2 separate regions of the Mus musculus genome follow, and region 1 is linked to region 2. Evidence: chromatin loops called from intact Hi-C (ENCODE). Cell type or tissue: heart. All regions are shown on one strand.

Region 1 (8,000 bases), 62 kb before region 2:
CTTAAGACCATTTGCGCATCTTTCTCAGGAGAGAAAGAAAGGGTCCCAAACCCTGTGGGGTAGATCATCTGATTCACTCAGTGGATCTGGGTTCAAATCCTGTCTGTGTGACCTGAGACACATTGTTCTGTCTCTCTCCCTGCCTCCATTTACCCATCCACAGCGAGTCAGAGAGTATGCAGGATACATAGAAGACTCTTCAAATGCTCTGTTGAGCATCTCTTCCCAGAAAAGCTTGTGATGAAGCTGGAAAGCTCGGTAGAAGATACACAGTCCTGAAGCTGTCAGGGCTTATCGCCACCTCCGGGACCTTTGACAAGAGCCTGCCTGGGCTCCCCTGTGATGGGGACAGAGTAAGGGGTGCTGTATGGGTGACATAGCAACAGCTGTGTAGCTCGGGCTGGCCTTGAACTCATGATCTTCCTGCCTCAGCTTTCCTGAGCACTGGGATTTCAGGTGCACCACCCCTGACACACACACACACACACACACACACACACACACACACACACACACACACACTTCTGCCTTCTGAATAGGTGTGGCTATTCCACCCTACACGGAGAGGCCTGACACATAAACTGGTAACAGGATTCAGACTTGGATCCCATCTGAGAGACAGCTCCCTGTGCATTACAGGGTCCAGGAAGAGGGTCAGTCATGTCCAAGGTCGTCTGGGAGACACTAATCTCTGACTCTGCATTTGTCAATGCCTGAGGACTGTGGAAATGGCCCCTCTGATTAAGAGGCTGCCTTCTTTCTGTCCTATCCCGCCTCCCTCCTTCGCAGTCCCAAGTCCTCAGGAACACCCCCACACACACCCCCCACACCCCCCACCCACCCCCCGCTAGGAAGCATAGAGACCCACTACTCCTTTCCTTCAGACTACATCCCAGCCTGGGAAGCCACGCCCCATCCCAACAGATCGGAGACCGGCAGAACTAAGCGGTCCTGGGCATATTTCCAGTCACAGAGCTAGGGGTTAGCAGCCTGGACCGAGCCGCATCATAGTCCTTGCCGCAGGAAGTCTGTTGGGAATAGGATTCTGGCATCTGCTGGGAACCATCCCTGTTTGCACGCACTAGGTTCTATGGAAAAACCCAAACCTTGCATCAGTCGGCTTTGGTAAGGAACCTCTTTCAACTTCTCTAGCTTTCCCCGCCCGTTATTTGACTCATCCCCCAACAGTCCCAGGAGACAGGGGAGAGCAGGTTTCCGGTCCCTGTTGCATGGATGCAGAGCCGGGCAGGAAGAGGTTTCCAACAATGAGTCAGGGGTCAGAGCTGGCAGCTGCCCAGGCGGGCAGGTCACAGGTACAGCCACAAGTGCTGGAGGCTGATCCCAGGCTGCCAGTCTTCAGTGAGTCTTCAGTGAACAGTCTTCAAGTCTCTGCCTCCCAAATATCTGTGGGAAAGGAAGGAAGAAAGGAAGGAAGGGAGGGAGGGAGGGAGGGAGGGAGGGAGGGAGGGAGGGAGGGAGGGAGGGGGAGGGGGGAGGAAGGGAGGGAGGGAGGAAGGGAGGGAGGGAGGGAGGCAGCCAGGCGGGGCTGGGGGATGGCTTAGCGGTTAAGAGCACTGACTGCTCTTCCGAAGGTCCTGAGTTCAAATCCCAGCAATCACATGGCGGCTCACAACCATCCATAATGAGATCTGACGCCCTCTTCTGATGCGTCTGAAGACAGCAACAGTATACTTAATAAATAAATCTGAGAGAGAGAGAGAGGGGGAGAGAGAGAGAGAGGGGGGGGGGGAGAGAGAGAGAGAGAGAGAGAGAGAGAGAGAGAGAGAGAAATGGAGGCAGGCAGGCAGTTAGCTTCAAACTCTGGATCTACAGATATCATTTCTAATGCAGAAAATGTGAGATCCCAAAGAAACTCGGGACAAGTGTCACTTGGTACCTGTGGCTCCTCCCACACTTCTCACCCCGCCCCCTACCCGAAACCCCTCCAGCGCAGAGTCCGAGCTTGGCTTCCCTTCCCCGCAGCTTCCCGTTCCCATATAAAAGACTTGGGCCAGTCACTCTTTTGGTCCTCTCTTGGCCTCTTTGTCCTCCACTCCTCTCTTGGTCTGCTTCCTGTTTCTCCTCTCTCTCCCTCCCAGCCTCCTCTCTCGACCCCTCATGGCCCCGTTCAGTCTGTATCCTTCCAGGTGCCCCTGGCTGTGGTATGCTATTCCTCTCATCTACCATAAAACAGTTCTCCCTCAACCTTACCTAGGAGTGGGTGTGACCTTATTTTGGTTCAGAAAACATAAGTATGAATCCAAAGGGGAACAAAATGGGCCGCAGGAGGCATCCTTACAGTTCATGGATGCTATCCCTTCATGGATTGGGTGAGTCTTAGTGACTAATGGGGCTTAACGTTTTAGCTACTCTTGTTTAAATTTCGATTTATTTATGTGTGTGTATGTTTTGTCTGCATGGATGTTTATGCACAGCGTACATGCCTGGTGTCTGCAGAGGCCAGAGAGGGTGTCAGATCCTCTGGACCTAGAATTACGGACCCTAGTGAGTAATTGTATGGTGTGCTGGGGAAATTGAACTGTGGTCCTCTGGAAGATCCAGTGCTCTTAGTTGCTGAGCAATTATTTAAATTTCTACAACAATCCAATACTACTTCTGTCAGCCTTACTGAGCAGATTCAGTTATCTGAGGCTCAGAGAGGTTAACCAACTTATGTAAGCACACACAGCCTAGACCTTGTTCCAACAGGCCTGATACACCAGGGAAGGCAAGAAAGGGCTTAGAACTTCTCTCCAAACAAGTGCCCCAGCGCGTGCACGCCCACGTGTGGCTGCCCAGGTGTGTCTGAGGGTTGGCACCCAGTCCCCATGTGTCTGTCAGTGCTTGCGGGGGTGGAGGGATAGGAGCGGAACAGAACAACTGTTGCCTGGGGAATAAAATCAGAAGAGCAGAACTGCAAAGAGGGGGAGGGGTCTTCAGGCATGTGTGAGTAAGAACCCCCAACCCCACCCCATATGCTTAAGGTCCTGGGTATTCCCCCAGCTGACCCTGGAAACCCAGGGTTGGAGAGGGACAACCGCTGCACCTCCCCCCATCTCTGCACCAACTCCTGTCTTCACCCCCACCCCACCTCCCGCCCAAGAACCCGCAGACAGGCCGGTCAGCACGTTTGCCTGGGATTGCCCCATCAGCTCCTAGATCTTCCTCACGTTGCACACAGCGTGGGGCGTGGCCGCCGAGGTCGTCCCGGGACCTGGATCCCCCCAGCCTCCTCAGCCTGAGTCCCAGGCGGCCCATTAACCAGGCAGCCAGCGCCTTCTCCCAGACGCCTCTGAGGGCTGCTGCCCTTTGCTCCTGCTGCCTAGCAGACAAACGAGGGAAATGGAGTTAGCCGGTGGCCCGGCAGGAAACAATCGCCCTTTGTGTTCTTCAGCAACTTGGGGGGTGGGGTGGTGGTGAGAGGGGGTGGCAAGGGGACGTGACTCCTGCGGGGATTTCTAAGCTGCATGGGGCACCCCACGAATGCCTGCACCCTCCTGCTAGGTCTTGCTACCTCCCAGGGCCAGGCATGGAGGGAGGGGGAGAGAGCAGAGACGCTTCACAAATTCTTGTTAGAACGGGTGTCCACAGACTTCTCCAGATGGGAGCAGGTGGCTTAGGTTTAGGGTTCTACCGCTGACATTTGATTTGGGACCCTACCTTTGCTGCGGGTTTGCTGCTTCACTTGGGCAAATCTCTTGACCTCTGGGTGGCAATTCTGTAAATTTACCATAGGGCAACTCAAGGCACAGAGCAGGCTTTGGGTTCCACTTGGACACCCCACCCCACCTCCAATGCTGGGAACGGAATCCAGGACTTCATATAGGCTAGGCTTTATAATCTATGCCCTCAGCCTGGGGCTATGATTTAAAACCATGTCACAGGAATATGTCGTGGTCACCTATAGCATCCAGTTCAAAGCCTTGGGTATTCACCACCCGACCCAGCCTCTCCATCACCTACACTCCTGAATAAGTCTGAGACTTCCTACACCTTCTCGAACGCTATTCCCTTTGCACAGAAAGTTTTTCTGTACCTCAATCAATTGGCTCCTCGTAGAGATGGCCTTTTTAGCCAGGCGGTGGTGGCGCACACCTTTAATCCCAGCACTTGGGAGGATTTCTAAATTCAAGGCCAGCCTGGTCTACAAAGTGAGTTCCAGGACAGCCAAGGGCTATACAGAGAAACCCTGTCTTGAAAACAAACAAACAAAGAGATGGCCTTTTTAATGTCACCATTGCAGACAAAGACTTTTCACAAAACTGCTTTCGTTCAGGGGTCCTGGTTCCTGCTTCCCGATCTTTTCCTCCAGAGCCCCCCCTCTCTGCACAGGAAAGTCTGTAAAGGAGACACGGTGTGTTTTCCGTCCCTCTCCCCAGGTGCCTGGGATACAGTAAGAGTTCAGTTAACACCTTGGAAAGAAGGGATATGTGACTGACTGATGCAAATCAATCCCAGCTGGCCACCAGCATAGACTGTCATTTATGACGTTAAGGGGACTGGGATACAACTCTACGTGCCTGGCATGCACTGCAAGCAAGCAGCCAAGCAATCAATCAAGGGGTATTGAATGTACCTCTAAAAGCAAAAACAAAAAAACTCACTTTCTTTGCTTGTATTTGTTTGTGCATATGTATGTGTGTCCATGTGTACAAATGGGGAGAAGCACATGCGTTGTGTGTGTTTGTGTGTATGCGTTTGTGTATGTATGTATGTGTGTCTGGGTGAGGTGTGTCTGTGGTGTGGCTGTGTGTTTGTGTGTGTGTGTCTATGTATATGTGTGTGTGTCTGTGTGTGTTTGTGTGTGTATCTGTGTCTATGTGTATGTGTGTGTGTTTGTGTATGTGTGTCTGTGTGTATCTTGTATAAGTTGTGTCTATGTGTGTGTGTCTATGTATCTGTGTGTCTATGCGTGTGTGTCTGTATGTGTGTATCTATGTGTCTATGCGTGTGTGTGTGTGTCTGTCTGTCTGTGTGTCTGTGTGTGTCACAGCCAGAAGTTGACAGAGTCCTCCTCATTTACTCCTCACCTTCTTCCTTTCTAGGGGAGAGGTCTCTCCCTAGGACCTGAGGCTCAGCAATTAGGCTGAGTTCCGGATCCTGCTGTCCCTACCTCCCCAGCGGGTTACAGACAAAGCACCTGGCTTTTTCTGACTTCTTCCATCCAGCTCTGATCTTTATGCACATTTTACCAACTGAACACTCCCAAATTTTGGCTTTTTTTTTTTTCCTGATAAGGTCTTATGTAGCCCAGGTTGTCCTAGAATATATTACATAGTCAGAGCTAGCTAGCTACATAGCAGAACTCCTCCTGTTTCTCTTGTCTCAGCCTCTCAAGTGTTTCGTATGCACCACCATGCCTAGCTTGCATGTATCTTAAACATAAGTCAAAGGGCTTGCTATCAAAAAACTCAAGAGCTATAGCTCAGGGGTTAGAACGTCTGCCTTATTGTGAAATACAATAAATAATAAAAGTAGATTTTAAAGAAATACGATTTAAAATAAGACAGTACACATTAACCTAACCACTCCACTCTGGTAGAACATTTACCTACCATGCCCCAGACTCTAGGTGTAAACCCTGGTACCAAAAGAAGAAAGCCTGGTATAGCAGGGCATGGCTATAATCTCAGCATCCCAGAGGCAAGGCTGGAAAATCATCGTGAGTCCAAGACCAGCCTGGACTACAGCTAAGAGAAGGGAATACAGACAGGACAGGGTCATGAGTGACTGTCCTCCAAGCCAAGCAACCACCGTCTTGGGGCATTCCGCCATACCCCTTTGCAAAAGATTATCCCAGTGGGGCTTGTCAAAGGTCTGCACACTCAACAGAGAGGAATAGAGAGGACCAGTGGACCCTCACTTGAGTATACATGCTTTAGTCACCTGTTTTGGGGGGTTTTGTTTTGTTTTTGTTTTTTTCTATTTTCTTTTTTTTTAAATATTTATTCATTTATTATATGTAAGTACACTGTAGTTGTCTTCAGACGCACCAGAAGAGGGCAACAGATTTCATTACAGATGGTTGTGAGCCACCATGTGGTTGCTGGGATTTGAACTCAGAACCTTCAGAAGAGCAGTCAGCACTCTTAACCACTGACCTATCTTGCCAGCCTTGTTTTTGTTTTGTTTTGTTTGAGACAGGGTTTCTCTGTATAGCCCTGGCTGTCCTGGAACTCACTTTGTAGACCAGGCTGGCCTCAAACTCAGAAATCTGCCTGCCTCTGCCTCTTGAGTGCTGGGATTAAAGGCGTGTGCCATCACCGCCTGGCTCAGTCACCTGTTTGTTGCAACTCTGTCTTCATTCTGTTTACCCTGCAGAGTGGTTAGAAGAGGCCTTGGGATGGCATGGGGATAGGAATTCCTCAGGTCATATGGTAAGGCTTTCTAGGTGTGGCCTTATGGGAGGAGCACACACACCTCTGTAAGGAACTCTCAACGAGTCTAGATAAAGAAGCCAAATAAACTCACGGGGTCTTCCAAAGTGAACTTTAGTGGATTTGTGTCTTGGTTTGTCTTGGGATCTGAGGAGTAAATGTTGTTGCCTGTCTCTTTCTGGGAAGGTTTTTAAGCAACAAAGAGCAAGCCTGGTTGCTCCAAGAGGACAGTGGAGATGTTGTCCCAACCTGTTGTGCGCAGGAAACCCCACTTAAGGACTGTCCCCTGGTGAGTGTCCTCTGGCTCAGGAGCTGCTTCTGAGCATAGTAACTATGGTGCCACAGTAGCTACCCAGTGTGGATGAGAACACACAGCTAACAATGAAGTGGCAGGCTGACACCCAACAGCCATTTTCACCTGTGGGCTATCACCCGAGCTCCTGGGTGGCTGAACGTGGCCTAGGACAAGGGTGGGTCCAGCTGGCTCACACCAGGGCTGTGGACACAGGCTGGGCTGTAGGACATATACAACATAGCAGGTGTCTCCAGCTTGCACATTAACCCACTGTCTGTCTCACATAGCTCCCACAAGACCTGGAACAACTGGCTTAGACCAACTGGGCCAGGAAAGAAAGGCTGCCAAGGCTTGGGGTCATCTGTCTGGGCTTCTGTCCCCTTGGGTGCAATGCTTGCTGCTGGTCCAGAGGCAAGGATGTGCAAACCTTTGGCCTGCTGCCGTTTAGTTAACGTTGAGGGTTGGTTGGTAGAGTGCTTGGCCCTGGGTTTGGTCCCTAGCACTGAATGAACTGGGCGTGGTGAGGTATGCCCTTATCCTAACACTTGGGAGGTGGATGTAGAGGAATCAGAAGTTCAAGGGCATCCTTGGCTACACAGTGAGCTCAAAAGCCAGCTAGGGCGACTTGACACTCTGTTTCAAAACAGACAGGGATCAAAGTTAGCGCACAGAGCAGCAAGCTTCATTGTTCATTCTTATTGCGTGACCTACTGCAAGCACCTTCTCACCTCACCCTGGTCTCTCTCCAGCCCATCTCAGAACCTGTTTAGCCCATCTGGGAAGTCATGGGTGACTCTCTGTTCTGAAGTCACCTAGTTGAGTTGTCGGTGATTTCATGTGACCCTATCCCTCTGTGCCTAAATGAGACAGTACATAGGGAGAGATTAGAGTCCTCTGACACACGGTGTCTTGTCATCTGTATGTTCTGGCTACTACCCCCGTGGCTGAGATAACTAACAAACCCTCTTCCTGCAACTCTGATGGAACCTTAAGGTTAGTTGTCTTGAAGAAAACAAGGCAAGAATAAGACTGGACCTTGACCCTAGAAATTCTGGGGTAGTAGCCTAATGGGGTTCATGGTACTACTGACTTCTCTGGCTCCCTCTAACCCAACTAAATCCACTTCTAGACAGTCTTTCCCAACACATGCTCCTGGCAGCTGTCACCAGCAGAGGCACTGGGCAAAATGTCAACAGTGCTGCAAAATACGTTGGGACTTTATCTGACCCCTGGCTTCCATCCCAACCAGAAACACACTGGCTGAAACTTGCTGGCGAGCTGGAGCAAGCCCGGGGCTGGGGGCGGAAAGCAGTCTGGGTCACTGGCTG
Region 2 (8,000 bases):
TGAGGCATGCTCACAGGTGTCTAGTGTGCACCAGAACCTTCTGAAGAGGCTACCCAGGGTGTTCTTACAAAGGAAAAAAAAAAAAAAGCCTTGTCTGGGGACCATGAGTGCCTGAGCCTGGGTGTGCCTTCATCCTGTTACAATTTGGCTTCTTGGAGCTCAAGACACTTTTTTTTTCCCCCATGGAAGCAGTGCTGTGAGGACTGGTGTGGCCACCGCAGTGGCCAAGTTCATCCAGGCTACAGCCGAATTAATTCTATGTTTCAGTGCAGTTGTGTATGAATCAGGCTTCTGTGGGCCAGCCTGGAAAGCCACAGGAAAGTGCAAAAAGCACGGGAGGGTGTGCCCACCTGGGAACTTTTGCCCTCAGCACAGCTGCCTGACTCGGGGCAAGCAGAAAGTTGGGAGGGCCGTTTCCAGCCATGGTGGGTGCTAGTGGTCTGGTCCTGCAGGACAAGACCCCTGTTGGGCTGTTTTTGAGACAGAAAGTGCCTTGTGGGAGCATGTGTTAGTTTTCACTGGGGAAATCTTAGCCCTGCGCCCCACCTCCCTCTGCTTTCATCCTTTTGGAGAAAGGGTCTCATGTAGTCTAGGCTGGCCTCAGATTCTCTATGTAGCTAGGGATGACCTACAATTCCTGATTCTCAGTCATCCACCTCCCAAGTGCTGAGACCACAGGTGTGCACCATCCTGCCCTTATCTCTCCCCTCCCCTCCCCTCCCCTCCCTTCCCCATTCACTCATCAAGGTCTAGGTTTCATTCCCACCCCTAACGGGAGGAGGCACCATGGGTAGCTGAGAATTACTTGGGCAGCAGTGTTAGAGACGTGAAGCAACTGTTCGTTCAGCAAGCATTTACCCTGTGTGTGCTTGGCACCGTACCCTTCTTTCTTTCCGTCCTTCTTGTTGAAGGTTTATTTTATGTATGAATATTTTGCCTGCACGTACGAGTGCACACCAGAGCCCATGGAACTGGAGTTCCAGATGGTTTCGAGCCACCACGTGGATGCTGGGAATCAAACCTGGTACTCTATGAGAGCAAGTGCTTTTAGCCACAGAATCGTCTCTCCAGAACTTCATAGAATTGGAGGCAGGAACAATTATGAATTTTCTAAGAATTCATAATTGTGTGTGTGCAAGTGTGTTAAGAACAGTTAGTAAACTTTCTACTAGATTTTTTTTATTTATTATTTTTTTAATCTACTAGATTTTTTTGTTTGTTTGTTGTTTTTAAATAAAGATAGAGGGCCAGTAATCCCAGCAGTTAGGAGGTGGAGGCAGATGGGTTCAGAGCCAGCCTGGTCTACATAGTGAGTCCCAGGACAGCCAAGGCTGTGTAGAGAGACCTTGTCTCAAAAAACCAGACAGACAGACAGACAGGCAGGGTCTTACATATCCCAGACTAGTCTAGGACATGCTAAGTAGCTGAGGATGATTTCGAACTCCTGACCCCTCTGCCTTCGTTTCCTGCATTCTAGCATTGCAGGTGTGTCACCATGCCCACTTACTGAAGTGCTGGGGGCTCATGCATGCTGGGCTAGCACTCTATGGGACTGTTGTTCTTTGAGACAGTGCTTCACTATATAACCAGGCCTACCTTGAACCTGAGGTCCTCTGTCCTCGGCCCCTCCCAGGTATAGAGCTAGGGTTACAGACATGAGCCACCACGCCCGACTGTCCACTAGTTATTCTGAAACATGCAATTAGGTTATGCCGTCCATAGCTGTCCTACTTGTCTCAGAACATCGGCTCCATCCCTCCTACCCAACTGCACCCCTGGACCCTTCAGCCATTCTCGGTCCATCCCTCTTTACCTCTTACTGCCTCTTTGGACTTTAGCTTACAGACCTCTTCCTCAAGGAGATGCTCTTGGGTCTCCAGTGTTAAGTCTGTGTATACACCCAGCCCTCTGGGCTCCCTTGGGACAGTGGTCCTCCACCTTCCTAATCTGTGACCCTTTAATACGGTTCATCATGTTGTGGTGACCCCCCCTAACCACAAAATGATTTTTTGTTGCTACTTCGTGACTGTAACTTTGCTGTTATGAATCATAATGTAAATACCCGATATGCAGGGTATCTGATATATGGTCCATGTAAAAAGGTTATTTGACCCCTCACCAAAAGATCAGGACCCACAGGCTGAGAGCCATTGCCTTAGGAAACTCAGGAACCCAGGGGGATTATTGTTCTTGATTGCCTGTCTGCATTTCCAGCAGACCGTGATGTCTCAGAGGGGCAGAGTCCAAGGGCGCTTTCCTTTGTTGTGTACTTGACTTTGGCAGTTGCCTGGCCATTGTTCCAGCTTGGTGCAGAGCAGGTGTTCAGTGTACAATCAGTCCTTGGCTGGCCCTTTGCCTGGAGCAAAGGGCTTCCAGTCAGGGATGTTAAAGGACTGCACACAGAAGGCAGACACTGTGACCAGACAGGATGCAGTGACTTGAAAGGGAGGGATGCAACTGTTTTTTTTTTTTTTTTAATGATTTATTTTTAATAGCATTGGTGTTTTGCTTGTGTGTATGTCTGTGTGAGGGTGTCAGGTCCCCCGGCTCTGGAGCTACAGAGTTGTGAGCCGCCATGTGGGTGCTGGGAATTGAATCCAGATCCTCTGGAAGAGCAACCAGTGCTCTTAACTGCTGAGCCATCTCTCCAGGTCCAAGAGAAGGGTCAAAAATCCTCTCTGAACCCAGAGCCTCTGCTGTGACTTGGCTATGGTTAAAGTCTGTGTCCTGGAAGCATGCTTCGTAAAGTAGTGGCGTGGTAAGGCCCTTAAGGGCCTGGGTAGGGCGTTGGGCTCAGTTGGCAGACTTTGCCTTCTATGCAGGAGGCCTTGAGTTCAATCCCCAGTAGCACACAGAGCAGTCGTGCTGGCACACACCTGTGCCCCCAGCACTTGGAAAATGCAGGCGGGAGGATCAGAAGTTCAAGGTCCCCCTCAGCTTCATGCTCCATTTGGAGTCAGCAAGGGGCACGAGAAATTGGGTGTCAAAAAAAAAAAAATCAATAAACACACACACAAGTCAAACATTCATGCAATTAAAAAAAAATCTCTAAACAAACAAAGTGCTACAACTAACTAGGGCCTGGAGATGGGCTCAGTGGGGAAGGGCGCTTGCTGAGCTCAGATCCCTGGCATCCAGGAAGAAAGTGAAGCGTGGTCCTGTGCACCGCAGTGCTGGTAAGGTGGACCAGAAGCAATGGCATCCCTGGGCAGGCTGACCTGCAGCCTAGAATTGGGGAGTGGGACACACCCACAACACAGAGAGACTCCATCTCGGGAGTAAGGAGACTGTCAGAGGACACCTGATGACTACAGTCATCCCTGGAGCCCTGGAATCCATGGTGGGAAAGAGAAAAGAGACTCCCACAGTGGTCCTCTGTCCTCTCCATGCACACCAATGGTGTGCACATAAACACACACTAACTAGATGCAATAAAAAAAAGAGAGAGAGAAAGAAAGCACCTACTGGCAGGCCGGGTAAGGCCTTGCATTCTATCTGTAAGCACTGCCGTGGCAGAAAAATCAAATACACAAATAAACAAACACCACCCCACTCAGAAGGCTTGTATTCCCAAGTATCTCTGGAGAACTTGGCGGTCAAAGGTTCATTACCATGATGGTTTAACATTAGCTCCCAGCATCCAGAAGACAGGAAAACATAGAGATGCTGGCTAGTTATTTCCTGAACTTCAAGGATGTTTTGTTATGTGCGACACCAAGAACCCTGGGAGAATCTATGGAGGTGGCTGGGGACCACACTATAGCAGCCAGAGGTAGGAGAGACAACACTGTAGGGAAGCCAAGGCCTGTGAGGTCAGGCACTAGGACCCAGAGGCTGAGAGGGGAGCAGCCCCCGCAGGGTAAGTTCAGAGCCAGAACACAATGTTCTCAGCTCACCCACAGGAAACCCTGAAGAAGAGAACCGCACATGGCCTCTGCTGGGTGTGTTCTACTCTTGGCCTTTTATTCTCTCCCTTAACCTCGGTCCTCACTTTCACATCCTGTAACCTGCAAAGCCCACACACCCCACCCTTCTGAGCTGGTCCCAGGCCCCAGGAGAGCAATCAAGTCAGGAAGCCCAGGGTCTCTAACCTTGGTTTCCTGAATGGACCTTTGTGGCGGAAACTTTTTATAGTGCAGGAGGCAGGCTCAGACAAAGCCGCGCTTCTAGCTTTGGTGAGGGGAAACAGCTGATGGCTCTGTGCCTCCTCCTCCCTTCCTCCCCAAGGCCAGGCCCCACCTGAGACCAGTGAGGACAGCCACCTTTGCAGCATAGGTCACCCTGGGGAGCTGGGGCCACGTTTGCATCAGAACACCCTGTGATGTGGTTCCTAGTTTTTATTTCCACAAATGCTATGATATGTTGTCCCATAGTGCTATTTTTACTGAATTAAGAAAAAACAAAACACCAAAAGAACAGCAAATGTCTGCAAAACCAGCAGGCCTGGGACAGGGAAGGACAAGGTGAACTTCCTTTCCTGCAGCCTGCTATCTTGGTTTGTGGTCTGGTGTCCCTCACCCCCCAGATGCTATGTTCAGTCTTACTGTTTGCCTCTGTGTCTGTTCACTTCTTTGAGGCAGTGTCTCTAGGGGCCTGGACGAGCTGCTATAACCCATGGTGATAATGATGTGTCGCTGTCTCCCCCAGCACTGTTCTGACAGCCATGAGCCATAACAGCTGGCTATGTGAGTTTGTTGGGTCACAGAAGCACAGCTCTGAAACCTCTGCCACTTATTCTGGTGTTTTCTTAGTGACTTCTTCAAACATATGGCTACGCACTGGCCTTCTGGACCCAAGGATGAACACAAGAGAGCCCAGCAAGCTCCAAAGAAGTGCTTGCTAACTGTGCCGGTGTGTGTGCGCGTGTGTGTGCGTGTGCATGCGTGTGTGTGTGTGTGTGTGTGTGTGTGTGTGTGTGTGTACGCCACAGGACAGGAACAGAGCTGTGACAGGTTGCACTTGTTACTTCTTCATTTTGTGAGGCTGGCCTTGAACTTGTTACATAGCTGAAGGTGACCTTGAAAACTTGACCTTCCTACCTTTCCATCTTTCCATCCTGAGTGCTGCAGTTATTAGTACATGCTTGGGGCTGAGCCCAGGGTCTTGTGCATGCCAGTCAAACACTCTACAAGCTAAGCCATATCATCCAAGTCCCATTTTTGGCTTCTGTTAAACATACATTTTAAGCCAGATGGGGGTGGCTTTAATCCCAGTACTCAAGAGGCAGAGGTAGGCAGATCTCTGAGTTTGAGGCCAGCCTGGTCTACAGAGTGAGTTCCATGACAGCTAGGGCTACACAGAGAAACCCTGTCTGGAAAAAAACAAAAAACAAAAAACCACAACAAAACCTATGTGTGTGTATATTTTATATATATATTATACTATATATAATATACATATATATATATATATGTATATAACACATACACACACACACATATATAATGTGTATGAGTGATGAGTGTTTATCCAAGTGTCTGTTTGTATACGGTGCTAGTGGAAGTCAGAAGAGGATATTGGATCCACTAAAACTGGAGCTACAAATGGTTGTGAGCCACCCTGTGAGTGCTGGGAACCAAAACAACCCATTGCTCTGCAAGAACCGTACCTGCCCTTCCGTGCTGAGCCATCTCTCTAGTCCCCCCTCACCCCATTTCTGGCTTCTTTTTGTTGTTGTTGTTGTTGTTGTTTTTCAAGACAGGGTTTCTCTGTGTAGCCCTGGCTGTCCTGGAACTCACTCTGTAGACCAGGCTGGCCTCGAACACAGAAATCTGCCTGCCTCTGCCTCCGGAGTGCTGGGATTAAAGGCATGTGCCACCACGCCCAGCTCCTTTCTGGCTTCTTTATGGCCTGCATGTGAATCTCTGTGGGTCCTCACTCCAGTCCTGTAAAGAGATTCAACTAGGTTTTAGGATGCTGTTGTGAGAATTTTCTCCTGGGGGAGAGAAGGACACACACACACACACACACACACACACACACGCCCCAAGTGTAGTGTATTATTAAATCTTCCCCCCTCTTCATAAGGTCTCAATAACACAGTTGGATTCCACTGAGGTTCCCCCTGGGAATCAATGTGTATTAGGGTCACTTACAGAGCATGGGTAAGGTGGGTTACAGGCATGATCCTGGGTGACCCTAAGGCCACATCACTAGAAGGTCTGCACACAGCATGCTCGATGGCCTTCCTAAGCAGTATAGAATCTCCCCCCCCCCCCAGCCTGTGTACTCCAGCCCCTCCGGAGAAACACAGAGGTCACCTGCAAGTAGGGCAGAACTGCAAACAAATGGCTGGGGGGAGTGGCTGGGTGCTTGAGTGAGGGTCCCAGGATGATCTCCACCTCAGCTCCCACAACAGCATCCTAAAACCTAGTTGAATCTCTTTACAGGGATCTCTAAACAGTTAACGGAGGCAGCTGTGATGATCTTTTGCAAGCTGGCCCAGCAGAACTCCAAAGATGGCTCAGAGTCCTGCATAGCAGCTGCCTGCCTCGGGCAAGCAGCTCCTGGAGAAGTCCAGCCAAGGCCCTGAGCAAGAAAAGTCGGTGGTTCTTAGTGTTTTCCACCTTGCTGGGTGATTGTGTATGAATTTCTCATCCAAAGCTTCCGTGGCCTCATTTAAGGACAGCTGAGGGCAAGATATCACAGCAGGAAAGGGTGCTTGTTGCTAAGTCTCACAATTTGAGCTCAATCCCTTGCATACACACGGTGCAAGGAGAAAACTAAATCCTCCAAGTTGTCTTCTGCCCTTCACATGCAAGCTACACACACACACACACACACACACACACACACACACACACACTCGCAGAGAAGTGTCATAGTTGTTTTGATTTAGAGAGAGCTGGGCTGGACACTCCTAACAGGTGTTGAAGTGTGTCTTTCTGAAATTCTCCTGTGGAGGTGTCGGAGCCCTAAGCCCAGGAATTTGGGGCTGAGCTAGATCTTGACAGAGGTAGTCAAATGCAAATAAAGCCCCCCACAGGTTCCTAATGCATTTGTCCACACAAAACAGGGTGTGCTCCAGAAAGGGACTCACTCACTGTCGGGCGGGGGGGGGGGGGGGGGGGGGGGGGGGGGAGGATAGGAGTGCTTGCCCAGCAAGCATGAAGTCCTGGGCTTGGTCCCCAGCATTGCATAAGCTGGGCAAGGCTCAGGAGGTTGGTGGCAGGAGGATTACAAGGTCATTGTCAATAACAAATTGAATTTGAGGTCAGGCTTGGTCACATGAGACTCTGGAGGTGTGTGTGGGTCACTCTAGACCAGAGCCTTCCCTTCTGCCTTCTGAAGGGTCCTTACTGATACACGAATTGTGGACTTGGTGAGTTAAAATTCTGCTGTGTAAGCAGGTCAGCCTGTGGCATTTTGTTAGAGAAGCTCCAACTAACATTGTCCCTATGTCCCTTGAAGTTCCCAGGCCATGACTCTTCCCGGCCATCCCTGCCATGCCTTTGTGGTTTCCTCCCAACCGCATGGCGTTTCTTTTACCTCTTTCTCAGGGAATAAATGACATGTGTGGGAAGTCCCTGGCACGATGCTCCATATGTAGTCACGCCTTTCTATGTTAACCAGGATGAGTGTCCCTAGTGTTCCCAGAGCTTGGGTACCACTGGTTCCTACCCATCCTCTATGCTAAAATGAGAGACATGGCTTCCAGCCCAGGGGCTTGTCTTTGTTATTGAAGGCTCTTCCTTCCCACCTCAGCACCTTTGAAATCTAAAAGTACCCAGCTGGCACTTGCCAGGGCAGAACTCTTTAATGGAAGCTTATTTTGGCCACAGAGCCAGCAGACTTAGAAAAACTCAAAATGGGAAGTGGCTTCACTGTCCTTGGGTAAGAACCTCTTCTGTGCTGGTGGCTGGCTTGGCTTTTCAGGGTAAATTGGCACTGCAGGCCTCTGGGATTAAAGCCTGGGTGTTCCTAGTAGCTTAGTGAGGACTCCTGTGGCTGTCAGGAGTTTATAATTGCAGACTATAAACTTAGGTCCTCTCCTTCCCTCA

Evidence for each region. Peaks named below come from ENCODE experiments on the same cell type or tissue, not always from the same donor. Only the 100,000 strongest peaks of a DNase experiment are listed, where the experiment ranks them.
Region 1: it touches region 2 in a loop (2.7-fold over the local background); 3 of 42 quality-filtered maps call a loop at or near these places.

The regions. Positions count from the first base shown.
Region 1 is chr10:59,908,488-59,916,487 of GRCm38, forward strand. It overlaps Gm40673 (a long non-coding RNA gene), which reads left to right and starts at 960. Exons shown (of 3, transcript XR_871747.2): 1 at 960-1,125; 2 at 6,564-6,666. In heart, a CTCF peak has its summit at 7,854; DNase peaks (open chromatin) are centred at 1,084, 3,264, 7,004 and 7,884; H3K4me3 peaks cover 2,242 bases; H3K27ac peaks cover 4,564 bases.
Region 2 is chr10:59,970,400-59,978,399 of GRCm38, forward strand. No RefSeq gene overlaps it. Among named protein-coding and RNA genes, the nearest start is that of Ddit4, 23 kb to the left of the region's middle. In heart, no CTCF peak of the experiment used is centred here; DNase peaks (open chromatin) are centred at 192, 2,332, 4,012, 4,602 and 4 weaker places; H3K4me3 peaks cover 608 bases; H3K27ac peaks cover 4,047 bases; H3K27me3 peaks cover 364 bases.